2 separate regions of the Mus musculus genome follow, and region 2 is linked to region 1. Evidence: chromatin contacts called from ENCODE Hi-C or POLR2A ChIA-PET data. All regions are on one chromosome and are shown on one strand. The core of a region is the stretch at or near the end of the contact, and the rest is flanking DNA. Distances in the headings are between cores, read along the strand shown.

Region 1 (4,076 bases), core at 888-3,387:
CCTGGATGCATGGCTGTTGGATGATAGATAGATAGATAGATAGATAGATAGATAGATAGATAGATAGATGAATAGATTAGATAGATAGTGGATGGGTAGATGGATGGATAAATAGATTAGGTAGATGATGGATGATAAGTTAGATGGATAAATAGATTAGATAGATGATGGATGGATAGATAAGATAAATAAATAGGTAGATAGGTAGACAGACAGACAGACAGACAGACAGACAGACAGACAGACAGACAGACAGTTAGGATACCCAAGGATGGAAGGAAAGGTCAGCTGGCATTTTCTTGCTGTGCAAGCATGAAGACCCAAGTTCAATCCTTAGAATACACATTAAAAATAATAATTTAAAAATGTCTGTATGCTTGCTCACACTTGTTATGCCAAGCACTTGGGAAGCAGAATCCCGGGGGTTGCTGGGCTATCAGTCTGGTCTCCCTGGAGTTCTGGGACAGCTTGAAGTTCTGTCTAAAACATAAAAGTAGATGGTGCCCAAGGCATGACATCCAAAGTTGTCCTGTGACTTAATCCCAGAGATCAGGAGGGGCAAAGGCAGCATCAATATTTCTAACTTAGAAAAATAAAGGGGTGCTGTCATAGAAAAGAGGAAGTTTATTGTCACTGTTGTTTACTTCATCATCTCAATGATAGAAACAGATAGAAATGCCCCATCTGTGCTTGACAAAGTGAGCCAGAAGTTTGAGAAGAGTCAAGGCCATACTAAGGTCAGCACCTCCAACTATAAGGTCAGTTAGCAAAGCTGAATAGAGACAGCCAACCCATTTTCTGAACACTGGTGAGCCCCTTGTTAACTTGGCCTTTATTAATAACAAACCTTCACAATCACCAAAATTACATTTCCAAAAATAAATTCTCAGAACCCATTTAAGATATATATTTTAATTGTGGTGTGTGTGTGAGCGTGCGAGCTCCAGAATTCACTCTAGAATTATCTTACTGATCTTTACTATCAGGTAATAGTATAATTAGGCAATACAAGGTGATTACATCTGCCTTGTCTGAACAGTGGGCAGACCAGATGAGGACCTACTGAGTGTTTGTTCCAAACTCTGCCATCATGCAGCAACTAGCCACGGTAAGGAATATTTGCGACATGAAGACTGGCCTATGCTACAGAGCAGGGCTTCTCCCAGACTCTTGCCCGCAAAAGACCATGATTAAGTATTCACCATCACGCCCCTGCCCACGGTGGTACTGCTGTAGGCTGTGCAGAGAAGAGGGTTGGTGAGGATGCTTGTAGAACCTCATTATGATAAAAACAAAAAGACCAAGACAGAAACTGAAGCTCCACAAGTCAAGGATAAACCGGCAGCAAGAACAGCTTTCTTCCCTTGCCTAACATTTTCCCAACACAAGCTTTTTAGACTGCTCCAGCCCTCTGAAATTGCTACTATTTCAAATAAATGTTTTATTTAGCTCTGTGAATAAGGCTGCTTCAGCCAGAGAAGACAGAGCTTATATGAGCACATAAAATCACTCTGCGAATATAGTGCTTTCCCTTGAAGGCAATCACAGGCATTCTCTTTATTCCTGTGAACACATTGCGAAGGTGGCAGAATGGCAGAGAAAAAACGGGAACGCGCTAAGTTAGAAGTCACAGCAGTAGGTATACCCTGTGGCTATTAAGATAAAAAAATATAGATTTTTCTTCCCATCCTGGGAAACCTCTGCTTTAGGACCACAAGCTGTCTTAAGAAGGTTCTGGAACTGGTCTCCCATCACCCCTGTTGTGTTGTGGTGGATGTGCAGTCAGGGGTGGGGTGGGGGATGGGGGTGCCTCCGTGGGCCTGTGCTGAGGCATCCCTTCCCCCCTGAGATACCAGCCACACTAAGGATATAGTTTGGAAGAGTTTCGTGCCACGGGGAGGGGAGCTGAGGGAGCAGAGACAGAGATAGGCACAGAGGGGAGGAGAGGGGGAGGGGGAGGAGCTGGCCATGAGCACGTGGACAGAGGGGTGAGGGGAATGGAGAGACAGGGTAAGAAGGGAGAGGACAAAACTGGAGTAAGAAAGAAGAGAGCAAGGAGGGGGCAAGCAGCCCCTTTTATAGTGAATCAGGCACACTTGGCTGTTGCCAGGTAACTGTGGGGCGGGAGCCTAGACAAAATGCCAAAACCCCCATTTCTCACAAAGGAAACTTCCCACTGTTACCCTTCTTCCTCATTCCCTGGGTCCCTTGTTTTTAGCCTGGAGTCCGCAGACTTAGCCTGAGGAGTCCACAGTCTCAGAAAGCTCACTAGGGAGCCAGGGTCAGGACTGGAGATGGGCCTCTGGGTTAGGGGGTCTTTTTGCTGATTTTGTAGTTAGGCTCCTCCCTGAAGACACCTCCTACTACACTGGCTGTATTGCCCCACCAAGGTCCCATGTGGCCTCTTGTCCTCCCCAAGCCTTTCCTTCCAGGGGCTCTGGGTCTTTCAAACTGGCCTTGGGAATACTAGTCAATTTATACTTAAGTCTCTTTCTGTTTCCCAGGACCCATCTGTGCTGCCTTCGGAGCTGACAGCACAAGGTCACTGATAGCAAGGATCAAGGTCGAAGAGCTGGGAGCGTAGGGTGTGTGCTCCCAGGCCAGATAAACAGACTGAAGACAGACACAGAAACAAAGGCAGGGAAGCAAAAAAGAATTGCGGAGCCGGAGGGGGTTCCTTCACAAAGACCTTATTTTGTCTGGGGTTGTTTGTGTCTAAGAATCTCAAAAATGTGTTTGTTTTCAATTCCCAGGAGGACAGTTGTTTGACTTTGGGGTCTTTTTTTCCAAGTAAACTTTTCTGAGAGGTGATCCTGGCTCCACCCAAACCAGATCCATACAGTAAGTACGCCCCAAACAAGAACAGCTGGGCTGGGCAGGGGTGACATGGCCAAGAGCATTGTCAGCGGGAACATGTGTCTCTGCTAACCTCTAATGGATGCTGGACTGGGCAGGACCCAGCTTTGTTTGGTAGAGAGGCCTCAGAACCCAGCAAAGTTGCCTGAGCACCAGAGATCACAACAGGTATCCCTCCAGGCTACCTCTGAGCTTCTCATTCAGATGGGAAGTCCTGGGGTGGAGAATTTCTATCAGGGGCCCACAGAGCCACTCTGGGAACCTCTGAAGCAATCAGTAGTAGTAGCCTACACGGGACATGCAAAATAAAAATAAGCCAGTTGCGAGGAATTGCGAGACCAGAGCTGGGGAGATGGCTCAGTGGGCAAAGCCCTTGGCAAATGTGAGACTGAACTCAGACCTTAAAAGTACATGTAAAGCCGTGCATGAGTGGTAAAGCCGCACATGCGTGTAACCGCAGTGTTCCTGTGGCGAGAGGGGTGAAGAAGGCAGGATGATTCCCAGAAGTTCACGGGCCTGTTAGCCTGCATCAAAAGACCCCATTTCGAGCAAGGTAAAACGCAAGAACCAACACACCTGAGGTTGTCCTCTAACCTCCATCCAGCAGTGCCATGCACCCAAAAGTATACACACACACACACACACACACACACACACACACACACACACACACACACACACACACGAGAGGGTGGGAGACACTACCCCATTGTATGATGGGAGAGGAGAAACAGGCTTTCTCGCCTTAATTCCATCCCAGCTTCTATAGACGGTGTCGGGGTACCCATTCAGGAAGCCATTCAGCCTGACCACGTGTTCAGTTGCTCTGAGCACGGGGCATTTCGTGGCTGGGAAAACCAAAGCAAAATCACCGAGAGAGAGACCCAGGCTCTCGTGGGCTTACAGAAGGTGAAGTCTAGGGCCCTGGCCCTAACCTCTTTAGAACTAGGGAATTCTGCTCCTGCGCAGTAAAAGAGATCACGTGGTCTCCTTCCTCCTCTGCTTGCGACATGGGTGTTAAGAGAGTCTAGCTGCCACCCTGCAAAAAGGTGTGAGTGTTACGACATCTGGCACAGTAGAAAACATTCTTTTAAGGTGACTGTCTGCCTTGGCCACTTGAGGCAAAGAGGTAGAGGCCAGTAGTCTAGAAACTTCTAGACCCTCTTGCCCACATGGTAAACTGCTGAGCGAACCCTGATAAATTAGAGCTGTCAGCCAAA
Region 2 (3,476 bases), core at 792-3,291, 52 kb before region 1:
GCCAACTTACCTTGAGGCCAAAACCAGGCAGGATGTCCTGTACACGCTGATAGAAACTGCACACCATAGCCTTGGCCACTGATGCATCTGACTATTGACAATTCCACATTTTATGTAAGAAATCTGAGATGCTCTGTCAGACGCCAACAAGTTCCTCAGTAGAAAAGACAGAAAGTTAGCCACCTTACTTATCTATCGCCCTCGTGATCTGGAGGATCCATAATGACTTCAAGAATGTAACACATCCAGTCCTCAAAGAACCCTGGTGGGTGGTCAGGGTCCTAGGAGAACACAGCAGAGGTCTAAGATGAATATTAAAGTGAACAGTATATTTAGTCAGCAAAATCCCTCTGGGCATAGCTGGCAACCAGACTTCTACACTGAAGTCTACACTTTCTGTCACGATGACAACTACAGAAATGTTCACACGAGAAAGTGAAAGGCTCAAAATGCCTTTGTAAAAACTGTTCAGTTGTGAATTCTTCAAACCTCCTCCAAAGTCCACAAATAGTTGAGTGGTGGCTTCCTGGTTCCAGTTTGTCCTTCCTCGCTCTTATTGAATAAATCCATCAAACGCCCACCCTGCTCTGGGAAAGCATCCCTGCACAAACAATAGACCAGGCAGAGTCTTTGTAACACAAACCCAGCCTGCCCAGAAGGGAAAAAGCCAATTGAAAGACACAATGCAGGGGGTGATCTGGCAGGGACAATAGAGCATCCCGCTCTTGCCTTGAATTCCCCTGGTTTTGATGTCAGTGCCCAGGCCCTGGGCTCCTTCCTCAGTAAAATGCATAGATCTGAATCTTCGAGAGGTTGGTGGAAAGAGAAAGCATGACCCTGAGACAACTTCTGGGCCAGCGAGGGGCCAGCTGTCACTGCACAGCTGTGCTCTATGAGGTTACCCTGTGAGCACAAACCCTTCTAGGACAGCACCCTGGGGACAGCCCTGGCAGAACTAAGACATGAAGACTCAGAGAATTTGGCCTGGGTCTTTGATTTGCAGAACTGGATATTGAATCTTGGGACTCCTGTGTGCCAGCAAGAACTCTGTCATTAAACTATCATATCCCAGCTCTTTTTTACTTTTTTATTTTGAGGGATTGTCTCACTAAATTGCCCAGGCTGGCTCTAAACTTCCCCTATAGCCCAGGAAGGTCTTGAACTTTCATCCTCCTGCTTCAGCCTCCCAAGGCGTATGGTTACAGGCCTCCCACGTTCAGCAGCCTTACCTGGTTATTAAGCGGTAGGAAAACCTCCAAAGGAGGTCTGGTGGCAGTAGAAAGCATCTTGCAGTTTTGGAAGTTTGTGTATTTTTTCCCAAGTGATTGCAATAGTATGACCTCATCCATCTCCCTCTCCCTTACGCTCCACCTATGTGCTCTCAAAGAAAGACAGCCATTACTCCAGTGGTGGGCCTGGGGAGTCGGCAGTGAATCCCACCAGGCTGAGATGTCAGACCATCTCCACTACTGCCACTCAACTTGTCTGGATAGGGTGACCAGAGGCATGAGGCTAGCCATGGCCTGCACCACATCTACAGCTTCCTGGGATTCAGGATCTACCTGAGGCAGACTATGCTAATTGACCCAGAGAGCCAGGTCCCTCCCCCTTCTCACTCCTACTTCCAACTACAGAGGCTACAGCTTAATGGTTCCTTTCTTGAGGCTAGGTGATGACAGGTGAACCCTTATTCTGCCTATGAAATGGGATCAGAAGTCTCCCAAAGGCTTTCCTGAGAGAACAAGACGATCTTAGCTGCCACACCCCTTCTGTTTCTACCCTCAGTTTCTGTCTTGACTGTGCCCTGGGTGCACAACTCTCTTACAAAGGGGGAAATGTGACTTGGGGCTCACTGACTTCATAGCCCCTGCTCCCAACTCTGACTTTCCACACAGACAACAATCAACAGAAAGAAATGTGAGGCAGTACATAATAGAGACCAGAGCACTGGGCTCAGCTGCTCTTGCTGCATTCTAGTGGTCCAGCCTGGCCTCAGCTCATCAATCCCCTCGAGTCTTCTTCTCATTTGTGATCACGACTTGGGTAAAGGCTCTGAGGCACCCTCCAGTGTTCCAGTTCTATACTTAGGAATCTAGAATTTGAACATTCTCTAACTGGTTGCTAAGCCACTCTATGCCCAAAGCAAAGCTTCATCTAACAGACCAGGACCCTATGGAAACAGCCATCGAGTGACCCAAGGACGTCACCATTCTCCCCGCTGCTGTATAGCACTGTCCTGACACACCATGAACCCAAGTCCCTGTATCTTCTCAAGACATAACAAGACTCATTGTACACAGTGAAGAGACTCCATAGAAGGTAGGTCTGTGATACTGTCATCTAACTACATTCTCTGACCCATTTCTGTGGGTGCTCAAACTTCACTTGGTACGGGAGGAAGTCTTTTTTGTGACATCCAACTTTATGCTCTTTCAAAAACCCAAAGGCAACAACGGAGAAACAAAGGGGAAGGAGAAGCTCAGAACCACTGAGCAGGCCAGAGACAGCAGTTACACACACACACACACACACACACACACACATGCATGCCCCAGGCCGACCACCCTACACCCTGCCCTCCCAGCTCTGTGTATGACAATACAAAATAAGACACTAAAATCAGAAATATGTCCTCCTTTCCAGAACAGTCTGTGAATTGTCTGTTTCTTCTCATGGATGGTGGCACTGGTATTTGGCTCTGTGACCTCAGATGAAATGTCACCATCCAAACATCAGGAGAAGTCACAGAAAGATAGGAGAGCCAGCAAAGTAGGGAGTTGGTTTACTTTTCTCTCTTTTTTTTCTCTTTATTATCTGCTTTCAATTTTATAGCTCACTTTGTCCTGCCCTATTTTCTCTCTCCGTTTATTTATTTATTTATTTATTTATTTTTCTTGCATCTCCTTGATTTTCTGAGGCCTTAGGTTCTAGTGGGTCCTCTGAACTTTTGACGATACCTCATGTTTATCAGATGGAATCCTGTGCTACAACCTGCACAGGCTTTTCCAAATCAAAGGCGGCAGCCATGTCCTCCACTCAGTAATTTTCCATCTTGTTCACACTTCTAGGTTCAAACCTGGGCCTGGTTGTTTCCCGTAGCTTCAGATGGGGGAACTGCCAGGCAAGTGTAAGATGGTGGGATCACAGTGGATCTAGGCCTGCATGAAGTACTGGGAACAAAATGTCTCCACTCCCTCCTGAGATCTCTCCCACTACTGTAAGTAAGACACGGCCGTTACTCCTTTCAAGTCATCATCAAGTCTACCACCATATAACTTGCTTTTAGCTCAGCTGTTCCCTAGGGTCTGTTGTTTGATGGGAAGGTTTGTTATCACTGGGCACAAGTCAACTGTAAGAATCAACATGAGGAGGGAGGCTGGCACAGTGGTTACACGGCCAGGATTTGGGTAGCAACTGGATTCAGTCTTAATTCTCTCTCTCTCTCTCTCTCTCTCTCTCTCTCTCTCTCTGGCATC

Evidence for each region. A loop is a pair of places that touch in the nucleus more often than their neighbours do. ChIA-PET counts read pairs that join two places held with the same protein, here RNA polymerase II (POLR2A).
Region 2: a map of mouse trophoblast stem cell shows a loop between it and region 1 (4-fold over the local background). The contact joins the promoter of 1700108F19Rik here to the enhancer-like site in region 1. A Hi-C loop is called at or near these places in 6 of 37 maps with a recorded cell type or tissue (gastrocnemius, heart and mouse trophoblast stem cell). POLR2A ChIA-PET finds 5 or more read pairs at or near these places in 4 of 5 experiments (Patski and embryonic stem cell).

What each region holds. Positions count from the first base shown.
Region 1 is chr14:76,623,631-76,627,706 of GRCm38, reverse strand. No RefSeq gene overlaps it. Among named protein-coding and RNA genes, the nearest start is that of 1700108F19Rik, 52 kb to the left of the region's middle. Within about 2 kb of position 2,137, at least 1 of the 3 ENCODE cell types and tissues checked has a DNase peak (open chromatin) inside an H3K27ac peak, as active enhancers do.
Region 2 is chr14:76,676,133-76,679,608 of GRCm38, reverse strand. 1700108F19Rik (RIKEN cDNA 1700108F19 gene) reads right to left here and starts at 2,041. Exons shown (of 5, transcript NR_015485.1): 1 at 1,930-2,041; 2 at 1,230-1,371; 3 at 11-154. 1700105F02Rik (a long non-coding RNA gene) reads left to right here and starts at 2,024. Exons shown (of 3, transcript XR_383611.3): 1 at 2,024-2,319; 2 at 3,069-3,217.